Linked DNA regions of Homo sapiens: region 1 is linked to region 2. A link is an interaction called in ENCODE POLR2A ChIA-PET data of the cell type or tissue named here. Cell type or tissue: HepG2. All regions are shown on one strand.

Region 1 (8,000 bases), 100 kb after region 2:
AGGGGCAAAATTGGGAATCAAGATCTAGTATTCGTTTGGATTTTGACCTGTATTTTGCACTAATTTTCTTTTTCTCACCCTTTAGATGTTTCATGAATCACGTATCCTGCATTTGTGGGCTGCCTTGTTCCTTGTTGAGTTGTTGCAAGAGGTCCCAATTATGACATGCAGCAATGCCAATACCCCTTCTGTGAATACAGGTTATTTCAAGCTTTCGTCAGTGGCAACCACTCTTAGGCAGCAGCAACTGGTTTTGGAAATTTCCCTGATGTCAGTACCACCTGGATGTGGACCTTTGCTACCTGTATTAATACCAGTGGCCTCATTTTGCTGTATCATTACAATTTGGCTTCTTATATTAATGTTTGAAAAGGATTAAAGCTGGTATTCTAGAACATGCCCTTCACTGGTTGTGTAAATAAAACTGTAGAATGACACTTCAGATGAAGTTAGTGTGATTTTAATTGTGCACTACAACCGAGCTGTAACCAGTTACTAATTTTAGAATGTAATCCCAGGACAATATTAAGCAAATAGCCTGCAGTGCTTCCTGTGAAATAGTGAAGGAGGAGGGCATTTCTGTATTCCAGGACTTCTTGGGGTTTCAGAATGGGTTTGTATGATTTTTTTTTTTTTTGTAGTTTTATTTATTCTATCAGTCTTTTTAACAAATGTTTATTGCTGCATTTTTTTTTTTCCAGTGTATCATTGTTTTACTGCCCTTGTAGTACTGGAATTTAGTTGGAAGAATAAAACATTTACTTCTATTTTGCTTGTTTCTTAATGTACAGATGGGGTTAGTATTTGAATAAAGTTGGTGTTTTAAAACGTAAGCATTTTCCAGGAATCAGTGAAGTTAATTTTCTAAGATTTGAGTGCTGTTTCAAAACACTGAGTTCTGATTCTAAATGCCTTCTTCTGCTGGGCGCGGTGGCTCATGCCTGTAATCCCAGCACTTTGGGAGGCCGAGGCGGGAGGATCACGAGGTCAGGAGATCGAGACTATCCTGGCTAACACAGTGAAACCCCATCTCTACTAAAAAAAAAAAAATATATATATATATATATAAATTCCTTCTTCTGTAACTTACTGCCTGATAGAATGTTACAGGTATTTTAATTGCTATAGAATTACCTCAGATATCAGTAGGATCCAGTTTTTTCTTTTAAGAACTTGATATGCAAAAGCATGATTCAGCAAATTTGACTCCCTTTCCATACATGGTTTCTAGACATAGCTTTCTTATAATGAAGTAAGCAAAAACATGCTTCAGTGAATTCATTTGTTGAATTCTAGTAGCATATTTCCAAAATTTAAGACAATCTTAAATACACATTTATAACTGACCAAGTTAGAAGAAAAAGGAATTTTTTTTTTTTTTTTTTTTTTTGAGATAGAGTTTTGCTCTTGTTGCCCAAGCTGGAGTGCAGTGGCACGATCTCGGCTCACTGCAATCTCTGCCTCCCAGGTTCAAGCGATTCTCCTGCCTCAGCCTCCTGAGTTGCTGGCATTACAGGAATGTGCCACCACACCCGGCTAATTTTTTGTATTTTTAGTAGAGACAGGGTTTCACCATTTTGGCCAGGCTGGTCTCGAACTCCTGACCTCAGGTGATCTGCCCACCTCGGCCTTCCAAAATGCTGGCGTGAGCCACTGCGCCCAGCCAGACCTCTTTTATTTTTAGCTTTGGTAATTACATTTCACCAATTCTCTGTTTAAAACAAGCCTAGAAAGTGGTTTCACAAGGTGCCCAGGCAATTTATATGCCAATTAGTGGTTGAGAAACATTGGTATAGCACAGGGTAGCAATAAGGTGCATGATTCTATGCCCTTCCCCCCTACTTTTTTTTTTTGAGATGGAGTCTTGCTCTGTCACCAGGCTGGAGTGCAGTGCTGCCATCTCGGCTCACTGTAACCTCCGCCTCCCGGGTTCAAGTGATTCTCCTGCCTCAGCCTCCCGAGTAGCTGGGACTACCGGCATGCACCACCACGCCCAGCTAATTTTTGTATTTTTAGTAGAGACGGGGTTTCACCATGTTGGCCAGGATGGTCTCGATCTCTTGACCTCATGATCTGCCTGCCTCAGCCTCCCAAAGTGCTGTGATTACAGGCGTGAGCCACTGCGCCTGGCCAATTCTACCCCCTTTTAATGGTCTAGAACAGAGATTCTCAACTTCAGCACTACTGGCAGTTTGGGCCAGATCATTCTTTGTCGTGGTGGCTATTGCTGTGCATTATAGGATATTTAGCCACATCTCTGGCCTCTACCACTAGAGGCCAGTTAAACCCCCTCCCACAATTGTGATAACCAAAGTGTTTGCAGACATTGCCAAATGTCCCTGAGGGACAAAACAGTTCCCAGCTAAGAACCACTGGTTAGCAGGATAGCCTGTAGTCCCAGCTACTTGGGAGGCTGAAGCACGAGAATCGCTTGAACTCAGGAGGCAGAGGTTGCAGTGAGCTGAGATCATGCCACTGCACTCCAGTCTGGGTGACAGAGTGAGACTCTGTCTCAAAAAAAAAAAAAAAAAAAAAAAATTTTTTTTTTTTGCTCCACAGCCAAATTTCTGCATTATCACTTATGCAAAAGTCCTAGCTTATGGGCTACTCTGACTTTAGATGGGTCCGGTAGTTGATTAGTCCAAATAACCAACCACACATGATTTCAATAGATTATTTTAGCTACCTAGGGATTCTGAATTCCCCAAATCCCTGAAATTGCTTGTAATAAGTATCTACAGAATTGTGTTAATAGTCATCTTATTCTTCCAGTAAAAGGCAGTACTGATACAGTACTGTACTATGATGTGTTTAGTAAATCTTTAACAAGTGCACATAGGTATAAGCGTTTGTACTTTTGGAAAAATAGGCAATCTGAGAAAAATAAATATTGGAGGTTTAAACTACTAAAGCTGTCTTTGGCCTATGGCAAGCACTTGACACGACCCTAAAGAAAATGGTAGAAGGTTCTCAGGCTCTACCTATCCCCAGAGACTGCTTTAGACAATTGGTGGGAGGGGAGAACTTTTGGAATCTGTTTAATATGCTGCCTAGGTGATTTAAGCAGCTAGGGTTGGAAATGACTTGTTTTTGCCCTGTTTGGGTTCTCTTTACTCCTTTCAAACTCTTACAGTAATTGGTATTAAATGAATATTCTACAAAAGCACCCGAATAGTCTATGTCTACTCATGGATACATGGCTCCCACAATTCTCTTGCTCCTGCATTTGCCCCAGGTAAGGAGCACGAGATGCAAACCTATGTCTCAGGCAAAGATACAGCTCCAGCAGTCCTCTCCTCTCTCTACTGCATCTATTTTCTTTCTCTACTAAATCATTTCCAAAAGCATAATAAGCATGTTATTAAAAAATCTTTTGATCCTATATCCCTTGCTAGTGATTATTTTAGTGCTCCCCTTTATAAAAGCAAAACTCAGTTTTCTAAACTTCCTCCAGTTTATTACCCCTTCCTTTTTTTTCACCAACTTGTTTTATTAGGAAAAGAAATTCAAACAGAAAAGTTGACTTTCCCACTTAAAATACTTCCCTAATTTAACATCGAGTCCTTATTTCAGATTTTTCCATGTGTCTCTTTTTTAAATAGCTACCCTCATCCCCCAAACACGATTCAATTAAGATTCCTACTTTCTGGAAATACTAGGCCTGTTGTCTTGTTGAGTTTTTCTTTGTACTGTCATTAATTTTAACTTCTGATATCCCTTTGAACTTTCTGTAAACTGAAAGGTCTAAAGTTTTCGCAAGTTTCGGGTTAAACTTGTTGTGCAAGAGTGCAAGGTGATGCTATGGTCTCCATATTGCATCACAACAGTTACGGCTTTTCCAGGCTGTTAAGTTTGGACACTTGGTTAGGTCATCTGATAGGTGATTAGAGTTCGTCTCCTCTCTGTTACTCTTAGTAAAAGGCAGCAAAGATTTCCACATTGTTAAATCTAATCAGCAGCCAGCATTTGACCTTGAAGCACTCTTCAGTTGGCTTGCAAAATACTACACTTGCTTTGACGTTTCTCCTTTACTGGCTGCTCCTTCTCTGTCTTGCTGTTGGCCCAATCTTCATTTCCCTGCATTTTGCTAAAACATAGGTGTGCCCCCGAGCTTGACCTTGGGCTGCTTGCCTCCTCTCTTAGTACTCATCTTGGTGATCTCATCATAAGGACATCAGATTATATTAACGTCTTCATGTGACATCTTCAGTTAGGTATCTAGTAGACACCTCGAAATTTACGTCTAAAACTTACTTTTGCCTCTGAAATTTTTCCTCTCAGTCATCCTCAATCACTTAATGGCCACTCCATTCTTTGTTTCTAGGCAGAAATGGTCTTGCACTCCTCACATCCTTCATCTGATCTTAGTTCCACCTTAAAATATTAACATCTCTACTGCTATTACCCTAATCCAAGACACTATCATAGCTTGCTTGGATTATTTCTGTGGTTTCCTAACCGGTCTTTGTTTTGCCTCATTTTGTCTCCTCTCACCCATCCTATTCTACTCTCATAGCAACCAGACTGATCCTTTAAAAGTCTAAGTCTTGTTTAGATGGCTTCCTAAGTAAAAGTAAAACTTCACAAAGGTCTGTGGAGCCCTAAATTACCTGCACTCTACCCCACCTCATTCAATTCCTATTGAATTCCTCCTGCTCACTCTACCTTGTCCACATTGGCCACTTTTGCTGTTTTTCCAGCATAGGATTTTTGTTACTGCTAGTGTCTGCCTAGCATGCTCTTCTCCCACAAAACTTCATGGAAAATTTTTTCACCACTTTTGACTTTTTGCACAAACGTCATCTCAATGAAGCCTGCTCTGACCACTCTTTAAAATTGCAGCCTGACATCCTGGTGCTCTGCCCTGCTGCTTTCTTTGTTTTACTTCCTGTGCTAAACGCAGTGAAGGCAGGGTTCTTTGCTCACTGGCATACAGTGCCTGGCACATGGCACATGCTTGGTACTTTTTGAATGTATTTCACCCTACTTCGATTCAGGGTTTTCAGATCAGTATTTCATTAAATGAAAGATTTAGTAAGGCAGAATACTTCCTTTGTAAGATATTTTGGTAGAGGTTTCCTGAATTACAGAATGGACACAGAATTGAACTGGCATTTCATAGGCTGTCTTGAGGGTTTTGTGCTCCATTAATGATTACCACAAAGGAGCTTCATGTTTTAATTTTATAGCTCTTTTGTGTATTCATTGTGAAAATAGGGCAGTTTTCGACTGGGCACGGTGGTTCATGCCTGTAATCCCAGCACTTTGGGAAGCCTAGGTGGGTGGATCGCTTGAGCCCAGGAGTTCAAGACCAGCCTGGCCAACATGGCAAAACCCCATCTCTACTAAAAATACAAAAATTAGCTGGGCGTGGTGGCACACACCTGTGGTCCCAGCTACTTGGGAGGCCGAGGCAGGAGAATGGCTTGAACCCAGGAGGCAGAGGTTGCAGTGAGCCCAAATCGTGTCACTGCACTCTGGGTGACAGAGTGAAATTCTGTCTCGAAAAAGAAAATAGGGCAGTTGCCATCCTGCTACTTTCTTACATAATCTTTAGTGAGGAAAGTCAAAGTGGTTCAGGGCATGACATGCGTTTATGTTGGATAAATTCAACTTAGTGCCCAGCAGAGGAAAAGTAAGGCATGGCTACTTACTCTACTCAGTGAATCTGTGCCTTATATATGAATCTGCTGGTCTGTGTGAGGCCAGTTCCTCTGTACCTTACAGTGTAAAAAGCATCTTGCTGTATGAGTGTTGTTCAAAGTAATAGTTTCTAAACACTGACAATTTTATCTGGTGCTCATATGCATCATTTGAAACTACATTGTACGTAGTGATGGTGTCCTTGTATTGGAAGACCTTCCCTGTTGCCAACTTCCTTACCTTAAATAGATGGAAAAATCATTAAAATCACCTATTCTTTCCCTAGATTTGTACCAACCATTGTTTAAAAAATGAAACACATGGTTGGAGGCAAGACTAGAAGAAGAATGACTAGAATATTGCGAAAAAATATTGAGCTAATTGCTATGAAGGTAAATCATGGAATCTCAGTGACTTAACATGAGAAATTTATTCTTTGATCATATTCATTTGGTGGGCTGTGTTCCACACCCTCACTCAAAGACCCTTAGAATGACAGAGGCTCTGTCTTTAATACATGGATTCCAAGGTGTCAAGGCTTCTATTTGTCCAGTTGCTTTCTATGGTAGTAGTGGTACTTGTGTTTGCATATAATAAATTCCTTAACAAACATTCAAGCTGACAGTCCTGTGTACATATGTACAGGTGTTTACATTCTGTTGAATAAGAAATCCTGGCACCTTTTAAATGAAGATGAAAAGATACCTAATCTAACTTAACTACCTACGCTGGTCATTGTCTTTCCCAAAGCTCTGCAGGGCTAGGTGCTTTCTGCTCTGACTTGCAGTTGATTATTTATGGTACCTTGGGGTTTCCCCTTCCTTTTAGCCTTGGCAACATTTTGACATTTTTTGAGATATATTTCATCTAGCTTTTGTTTTGTTTTGTTTTTGAGACGGAGTTTCACTCTTTCTGCCCAGGCTGGAGTGCAATGGTGTAATCTCAGCTCACTACAACCTCCACCTTCTGGGTTTAAGCGATTCTCCTGCCTCAGCCTTCCATGTAGCTGGGATTACAGGCGTGTGCCACCACGCCCAGCTAATTTTGTATTTTTATTTTATTTTTTTGATACAGAGTCTCGCTCTGTCGCCTAGGCTGGAATGCAATGGTACAATCTTGGCTCACTGCAACCTCCGCCTCCCAGGTTCAAGTGATTCTCCTGCCTCAGCCTCCCCAGTAGCTGGGATTACAGGCGCCCACCAACACGCCCAGCTAATTTTTGTATTTTTAGTAGAGATGGGGTTTTACCAGGTTGGCCAGGCTGGTCTCAAACTCCTGACCTCACGTGATCCACCCGCCTCAGCTTCCCAAAGTGCTGGGATTACAGGCGCGAGCTGCTGTACCCAGCTCATCTAGCATTTTTATGTGCTTAAAGCAGGGAGTGAGGTGGGGAGGGTGAGCAGCTACCCATTAATGTCATCTCAGCCCACCACGCTGCCAGAGGTCTAAGGTGTTCTTTATTCTAAGCTCATATTAATACCTCCTTTTACATTCCTGAATGAAGGAGGTTTGATTATGCAGGCTGAATATCCCAAATCCTAAATCTTAAGTGCTCCAAAATCTGAAACTTTTTGCGTACTGACATGCTCAAAGGAAATGCTCACTGGAGCATTTTGGGTTTTGGATGCTGAACTGAACTTGTTAAGTATAATGCAAATATTTCAAAATCTAAAATCCAAAACACTTCTGTTTCCAAGCATTTTGGATAATGGATACTCATAAAACTCTTCAAAGCCTGTGAGCACACACACGGGCACACACACATAATCCTGCAATGACATAGTTCTAAGGTTTGCAAACCAAGTTTTTTCTGGACATGGACTTTCCCCCCATATCTGCATGGTAATTTTGTATGTTAGTGAGTAGCCTTAAAGTCCCATAATTCTCTTGGGAGTAGAGCATTAAATAATGAACTTTAGCTATCTTTGTTTCATTATGTCTTGCTGAGTTTCTGCCATAGAAGAGATCGAGATGTCATTTCATCTGGGCCTTACTTTGCTCATCTGAGTTGTATTTGTTTGGGATGTGATTTGTAGAGGCCTTACTGGCTCCATGACAGGTCATCCCGAAGTAGAATATTTACTGCCTAAATAAAGCCAAACAGTTTGGGACTTTTTTTTTTGACACGGAGTCTCACTCTGTCACCCAGGCTGGAGTGCAGTGGCCGATCTCAGTTCACTGCAACCTCCGCCTCCCGGGTTCGAGCAATTCCCCTGCCTCAGGCTCCCGAGTAGCTGGGACTACAGGCATGTGCCACCACACCTGGCTAATTTTTTGTATTTCTTAGGAGAGATGGGGTTTCACCTTGTTGGCCAGGATGGTCTCGATCTCCTGCCCTTGTGATCCACCCGCCTTGG
Region 2 (8,000 bases):
AAACAGGTACAGTAGAAATACATTTTCACAGTACTACAGTCTAGATGTGCAAAGATATAATTTTCCTTGTCTATGGCTGAAATTAATTTTAGCTCTCAAGATCCCATTGTCTCTGGTAGCAGAAAACTTAGTTGTATCCATTTCAGGGATTCAAGTCACTTCCATCTTAAAGATGTCATCTTTTAAGATTCTCTTCCTGGCTGGGAATGGTGGCTCATGCCTGTAATCCCAACACTTTGGGAGGCCAAGGCAGGAGGATGACTTGAGGTCAGGAGTTTGAGATCAGCCTGGCCAATATGGCGAAACCCAGTCTCTACTTTAAAAAAGAAAAAAAATTACAAAAATTAGCCAGGAGTAGTGGTGCATGCCTGTAATCCCAGCTATCAGGAGGCTGAGGCAGGAGGATTGCTTGAACCTGGGAGGTGGAGGTTGCAGTGAGCCGAGATCATGCCACTGCACTCTGGCCTGGGCAACAAAGCAAGGCTCTGTCTCAAAAAAACAAAACAAAACAAAACAAAACAAAAAACAAAAGAAAAGATTATTTTTCTTTCACCTTTTTTAACCTCCTTTTCTTCCCAGACTAATCTAAATTCCAGGGGGGTTACATATTATCCCAGCATCAGGGGAGCATTGTTCCATGTGTTATCTCCCTCTTCACCAGCTTTCCTGAGGTGTGGCTTGTGCGGCAGCCTCTGTCCCCGCTATGTTGACGGTCAAGGTCAAGTTTAGATAATCTGTCCTCTTTGCTGGTTGGTGCTCCAGGACTGCTTGGAGACAGGGTAGTCTTCTCTCTTTGTCTCACAATGGCACTGCTGATTCTCCACCATTCAGCCACATCTCTTATCCTATCCATGCTAAACTATTCTACCATGACCTCTACTCTGAGGTCCCATTATTTCACACCATGGTGACCCTCTGATGGACACACCCATCCTCAGTTATGAACTCATTCTGGGTCCCGCTAAGACATGGAAAATAACTTTTAGACATATTCCAGCCCCATGGATGGAGAAATACATTTGGTGGAGGGGGGTGAGGGTGGCGGCACGTGAGTGAGCAAGCCAACTCTGTCATATCCTCTCCACCTAAACACACTGCACTTTCCCTTCGTCTCTATTGTGACCACCCTCCCACCCCCACCCAGAATGGCCCAGGGCACTCTTCCCAGAGCTCCAGATGGATTGAGGAATCCTCACACCTCTGAGTTTTCTGTCTTCTATCCATGTGTAACGAGAATTTTTATCTTGAGAGAAGGGTTGTAGAGTGCAAAGTCCCATTGTAACATCTCAACTCTATTTTTTCTCTTCAACTAGCTCCTCCATTTATCTCTGAGCCCTTCAAACTAGCCCAGAAAGAAGTCTTACACCTTTTCTGTCAGGCTGGAAGCATTTGGCATCGTCAGACATGCTTCTTCATACCATGTGTAAATGGTATGTCTTAAATCGAAATGATGAAGGGGCCGGGCACAGTGGCTCTCACCTGTAATCCCAGCAGTTTGGGAGGCCGAGGTGGGTGGGTCACCTAAGGTCAGGAGTTCGAGACCAGCCTGGCCAACATAGTGAAACCCTGTCTCTACTAAAAATACAAAAATCAGCCAGGCATGGTGGTGGGTGCCTGTAGTCCCGGCTACTCAGGAGGCTGAGACAGGAGAATTGCTTGAACCTAGGAGGCGGCGGTTGCAGCAAACCAAGATTGTGCCATTTCACTCCAGCCTGAGTGACAGAGCAAGACTTCGTCTCAAGAAAAAAAAAAAAAAAAAAGGAAAGAAATGATGGAGGGGGCACGTCTGTCCTTCCAAACCCTGGTTCTTGCAAACTAAAAGCTTTCTGATGGCCGGGCATGGTGGCTCATACCTGTAATTTCAGCACTTTGTGGGGGCCAAGATAGGTGCATTACTTGAGTTCAGGAGTTTGAGACCAGCCTGGCCAACTTGTGAAACCCCAACTCTACTAAACATACAAAAATTAGCCAGGTGTGGTGGTGTGTGCCTGTAGTCCCAGCTACTCAGGAGGCTGAGGTGGGAAAATTGCTTGAACCTGGGAGGCAGAGGTTGCAGTGAGCCATTGCAGTCCAGCCTGGGCAACAGAGTGAGACACTGTCTCGAAAAAATAAATAAATGAAATAAATAAAAACTCTTTGGCTCCTAGGTCATTGTATCTGCTACAGACTCTTCACCAAATTTGGGAAGTTTTCAGACATTATTTTATCAAGTATTCTTTTGCATAGTTCTCTCTCTTCTCTCCTTTTGGAACTCCCATTATGCATATGTTGGCATGCTTGATTGTGTCCTACAGGTTTCTAAGGCTCTGCTCATTTTCTTTATTCCTTTTTCTTTCTGTTCATCAAACAGAAAAATTTCAGCTGATCATCACATTTGCTGATTCTTTCTTCTACCTACTCAGATCTTCTGTTGAGCTCTTCTAATGAAAGTTTCATTTCAGTTATACTTCTAACATCCAAAATTTATATTTTGTTCTTTTTCTAAATAATCTCTATCTGTTTATTGATATTCTATACTTGGTGAGACATCATTACCATACTTTACTATAGTTCTCTGAACATATTTTAAAGTAGGTGGTTTAGATCATGCCCACCCAGGGATGCAAAAAAAAAAGAAAAGAAAAGCTGATTTAAAGTCTTTAGTCTAAAGTCCTGTGCCTGAGCTTCTTCAGGGAGCATTTCTGTTGACTACTTTTTTTTTCCTGTGTTTGGGCCATACTTTTTATTTGAAAGTCTAGAAATATTTGTTAACCACTAAACTAGACATATAAAATACAAATAAATAAAATATAAATTTAAAATGTGGTAACTCTGGAAATTAGATTCTTTGCCCTGCTCAGGATTTGTTGTTGCTGGTTTCTATTTGCTGTTGTTTAGTGACTTTTAAGAACTAATTTTTTAATATTTGTATTCTTGAGGCCGGGCATGATGCCTCACACCTGTAATCCCAGCACTTTGGGAGGCCAAGGCGGGTGGATCATCTGAGGTCAGCAGTTCGAGACCAGCCTGGCCAACATGATGAAACCCCATCTCCACCAAAAGTATAAAAAATTAGCCAGGTGTGGTGGCTGGCACCTGTAGTCCTAGCTACTCGGGCGGCTGAGGCAGGACAATCACTTGAACCTGGGAGGCAGAGGTTGCAGTGAGCCAAGATCATGCCACTGCACTCCAGCCTGGGTGAAAGGGTGAGACTCTGTCTCAAAAAAATAAAATAAAATAAAATTTGTATTCTTTTTTATGTATGGCTGGTAAGTCTCTGCTCAGTTAGCTTAGTGTTCCTCTAGTGATTGGACAGAGATTTTCTTACACTTTTGGAATGGATACTTCTCCCAGTCTTTGCTGAAGGGCTCTGTGTGCATATTGGGGCTGCCTTCAATATTTAGCCAGGCAGTTGACAACTTTGCCTTAGGCTTCACTTTCTGTAGGGCCTCAAGGGCAGCCAGAGGTGACAGCTTAAGGTTTTCTCAGGTCTTTCCCGAGCATACACACAGCTCTTGTTAGCAGCAGCAAATCCATACAAATCTGCAGCACCTCAATTCTTGCCTCCTCAGACGAAATAATTCACCTGAGGGATATAAGGCAGACCAAGGCAAGTTTTAGAGCAGGAGCGAGAGTGAACGTTTATTTAAAAATTTTAGAGCAGGAACAAAAAGGAGGACAAGCAGGAGACTTCAGAGATCCAAGTGCACTGTTTGACCTTTGACTTGGGGGTTGTATGTTGGCATGCTTCTGGGGTTTTACGTCTCTTCTCCCTTGATTTTTCCCTTAGTGTGGGCTGTCTGCATGTGCAGTGGCCTGCCAGCACTTGGGAGGGGCCACATGCACAGTGTCTTTACTAAAGTTGTGCACATGCTTATTTGAGGCATTTTTCCCTTACCAGTCAAGTGTTCCTAAAGGAAGGTCATATACCAGCTAAACTTCATCATTTTGCCCCTTAGTGCGCATGCTTGAGCCTACTCGCCCAGCTCCTGAGATCTTATCAGGAAGCTGCTGATCACCAGTTTCAGGTGTTTTGTGTCTATTGGGAGCCAGCCTTTCCCTGGCACTGGCTGCAACCAATTATTATTTTAGACAGACAGTTCAACAACTATCTGACCATCACCTGATGGTTGCCTGACATTCCTGGTGGGGTGGGAGGCCCACTCCTGCCCTGCTCCTGTCTGCCTAGCTACTTGCTCTAAAACTCTTAGCATGCACAGAGCCCTACACATGCACATGACCTTCTAAATTCCCCGGAAATATGCCAGGGCTTTTCAAAATCCCTGTAAACATCTCACTCCTCAGTTTTTCCTTTTAAGCTTTTTGTTTAACCTATTGTTTGCCCCAGCTGTTATCCATTACCTCAGGCAGCCAAATAGCTAAACAATCACGTTTAAATATTTTCAACAAAAACCCATCTCAGGGGGAAAAGGTCTTTTGCAGTGACACTGAATCAGCCCCAAGTTAGGTTAAATACAGACAGTCTTGTAAATAGGTCTTCCAGAGAACCACCAGATGGATCAGATAATGACAATTTTCTTTGAGTGAGGCATTAAAGGCGCTACAACTCTGTTCTGCCTACTCCAATGGCTACCACACTGCTGGTTTTCATTGTGATTGTGAGCTCTTAGTTCTCAGGCTGCCATGAGACTGAAGAGTAGAGGATGGGAATACACCAGGTTAAAATGCCCCAAAGCTCACTTTTCTAATTGAGATTTAGCTGTTTTCTAGTCAGAAACTTCTACTAGGTTCTCTATTATTTACCTGAATAAATGTCCCTGGATAGCTGAAAACCTTTGATTAATTTTCAGAGTTTGAGAAAAATTTATTCTGACAATCTTTTTTAGTTTTCTTGCTGCTTTCACAGAGGAAAGAATTTTCATAGGCCCTTACTTCACCATTTTCTCTGATGTTGCCCTGTTACAGACTTTTGACTTAATAGGTTTTTAAATACAGACTTTTAAAACCATTTTAAAATGCAAAGCTAAGCAATGATTATTTTGTTTTCAGGTGTGACTGCTCTCAGGATAATAACAATAATAATAAAATAATATGTATTGACAGCCAAGTGCCAAGCACCATTCTAGTAATTTTACATGTATTATCTCAGTCCACCTTCAAAATAACTCTATTACATAGATACTTTTTTGTTGTTGTTGTTGTTGAGACAAGGTCTCACTCTGTTGCCCAGGCTGGAATGCAGTGGCACGATCACCACTCACTGCAGCCTTGACCTCCCAAGCTCAACTGATCCTCCCACCTCAGCTCTTGAGTAGCTGGGACTACAGGCACAGCTCACCACACCTGGCCAATTTTTAAATTTTTCGTAGAGACAAGGTTGCACTATATTGCCCAGGCTGGTCTTGAACTCCTGGGCTCAAGTGATCCTCCCACCTCAGCCTCCCAAGGTGCTAGAATTACAGACGTGAGCCACCAAGCCTGACCAACAGATACTACTTTATACCAGTTTACAAATAGTGAAAATGTGGCGTACATAGTTTAAGAAACTTCCTTAAGATCAATAAGAACCGGCCGGACACAATGGCTCATGACTGTAATCCCAGCACTTTGGGAGGCCGAGGCAGGTGGATCACGAGATCAGGAGATCAAGACCATCCTGGCTAACATGGTGAAACCCCGTTTCTACTAAAAATATTTAAAAAAATAATAATTAGTCAGGCGTGGTGGTGGGCACCTGTAGTCCCAGCTACTTGGGAGGCCGAGGCAGGAGAATCCCTTGAACCTGGGAGGCAGAGGTTGCAGTGAGCCAAGATCATGCCACTGCACTCCAGCCTGGGCGATGGAGCAAGACTCCATCTCAAAAAAAGAAAAATCAATAAGAACTAAGTGGTGGAGACAGAATTTGAGCCCAGGCTATCTGGCTCTAGAATCAAGAACTGTGAGGTAACATGAAATTAGGAGTTACCAAAATGAAAAATACCTGTTAATATTTTAAAAACATTAACTCACTACATAGATTTTTATTTTATTGAACTCTAGATTACTTTAAGTGTAAGAGCATTTATGCCAGATGCTTCTTGATTATCATAATGCCAAATAATTGTCATATCTTTAACAAAAGCAAATATATATATAAAATATATATATTAAATATATAACCAAAAATTCTTGAAATTCCAGTTTTATTATAATTTTTGGCCAGGCGCGGTGGTTTATGCCTGTAGTCCCAGCACTTTGGGAGGCCGAGGCAGGTGGATCACCTGAGGTCAGGAGTTCGAGACCAGCCTGACCAACATGGTGAAACCCTGTCTCTACTAAAAATACAAAAATTAGCTGGGCATGTTGGCATGTGCCTGTAGTCCCAGTTACTCAGGAGGTTGAGGCAGGAGAATCGCTTGCACCTGGGAGATGGAGGTTGCAGTGAGCTGCGATTGTGCCAATGCACTCCAGCCTGGGCAACACAGCAAGACTCCAACTAAAAAAAAAAAAAGAGGATTTCCATGTAAGCAATTTTACAAATCAAAAACAAAATCCTTTACCAGGCAATAATTTCTGCCTTTTGTTTGAGCAAATATGATCACTATACCTTTAAGATCTCTTCTGGTGCTGAAATCTTTTTGAGACATTTGTTTAATTTGTTCACTTTCTTTTTCTAATTATTTTTAAATAGAGACAGCGTCTTGCTATATTACCCATACTGATCTCGAACTCCTGGCCTCAAGCGATCATCCCACCTCAGCCTCCCAAAGTGCTGGGATTACATGCCACCCTGCCCAGCCCACTTTGAATTCAACAAAAATGTCTCTGCATGTTTACTTTGTGCCAGACACTGAGGATGCGATGGTGAACAAGGCAGGTTCTGCCACCATGAAGCTCAGAGTGTAGTGGAGAAGATAGTCATGAAGAAGCAATAGGTGTGATTACTATCATGAAAGAGGAACCACAGAGAATTATGGGATCATACGACAAGAGACCAGAGCTACCCTGAAAGACTGAAAAAGGCGTCTTTGAGATGTGGTATTAAAATGAGACCTAAAGCGCAGGGCAAAGTGATGGGAAGTCCAGGTAGTGAAGGCTAGAGATGCAGAAAGCTGTGGTTTGTTCAAGAACTGAGAGCAGCTTAGGGTGGCCAGAAAACAAAAACTGACAGGGAAAGGCAGAAAGGAGACAAAAGGATACAGCTGGAGGATCCTGTTTGTTAAAAAGCATTTGTTTAGACTGCTAAAAGTCCCCAAAGAACAACGCACCATATTTATCATATAGGTAAATACTCTTTGAGCACATCATTAAGAGGTCACCCAATGGCAGCACATGCGTCTGCTTTCTGGCTGGCAGTTTCTAATGAATTGCTTGCATTCCTCAGTAAAGCTAAAATCTATCTAAAGGGAGGCTGGGCACGGTGGCTCACTCCTGTAATCCCAGCACTTTGGGAGGCTGAGGCAGGCAGATCACGAGGTCAAGAGCTCGAGATGATCCTGACCAACATGGTGAAACCCCGTCTATACTAAAAGTACAAAAATTAGCTGGGCATGGTGTCGCAAGCCTGTAGTCCCAGCTACTCGGGAGACTGAGGCAGAAGAATTGCTTGAACCCAGGACGCAGAGGTTGCGGTGAGCTGAGATCATGCCATTGCACTCCAGCCTAGGCAACAAGAGCAAAACTCTGTCTCAAAAAAAAAACTTGAAAGAGGGAAAGAGAGACGAGAAGAAACCATGCCTGGGGGCAACAATACAACTGAAGTTATTCCAAAGTTCTGTGTAACCAGATTGTCTTCCCTGGTCAGGTATTTTATAACAAACACGTTATCTATCATTTTCATGACAACCCTTTGAAGTATTACATGTCCCTCTTTAATATGAGAAAATCAGGCCAGGAGTGGTGCCTCACGCCTATAATTCTAGCACTTTGGGAGGACAAGGCGGGCAGATCACTTGAGGCCGGTAGTTCACAACCAGCCTGGCCAACATGGCAAAGCCTCTTCTTTACTAAAAATACAAAAATTAGCTGGGCATGGTAGCAAACACCTGTAATCTCAGCTACTCGGGAGGCTGAGGCATGTG

Evidence for each region. ChIA-PET counts read pairs that join two places held together with the same protein. Peaks named below come from ENCODE experiments on the same cell type or tissue, not always from the same donor. Only the 100,000 strongest peaks of a DNase experiment are listed, where the experiment ranks them.
Region 1: POLR2A ChIA-PET joins it to region 2 with 6 read pairs; 3 of 35 experiments call an interaction of 5 or more read pairs at or near these places.

What each region holds. Positions count from the first base shown.
Region 1 is chr6:87,667,693-87,675,692 of GRCh38, reverse strand. It overlaps AKIRIN2 (akirin 2), which reads left to right. Exons shown (of 5, transcript NM_018064.4): 5 at 86-833. The coding sequence ends at 96. It also overlaps a transcript of ORC3 not described here. Among named protein-coding and RNA genes, the nearest start is that of AKIRIN2, 31 kb to the left of the region's middle. RefSeq lists a silencer at 2,935-3,135. In HepG2, no CTCF peak of the experiment used is centred here; DNase peaks (open chromatin) are centred at 2,872 and 3,822; H3K4me3 peaks cover 371 bases.
Region 2 is chr6:87,769,235-87,777,234 of GRCh38, reverse strand. No RefSeq gene overlaps it. Among named protein-coding and RNA genes, the nearest start is that of AKIRIN2, 71 kb to the right of the region's middle. In HepG2, no CTCF peak of the experiment used is centred here; DNase peaks (open chromatin) are centred at 674 and 4,234; H3K4me3 peaks cover 1,006 bases.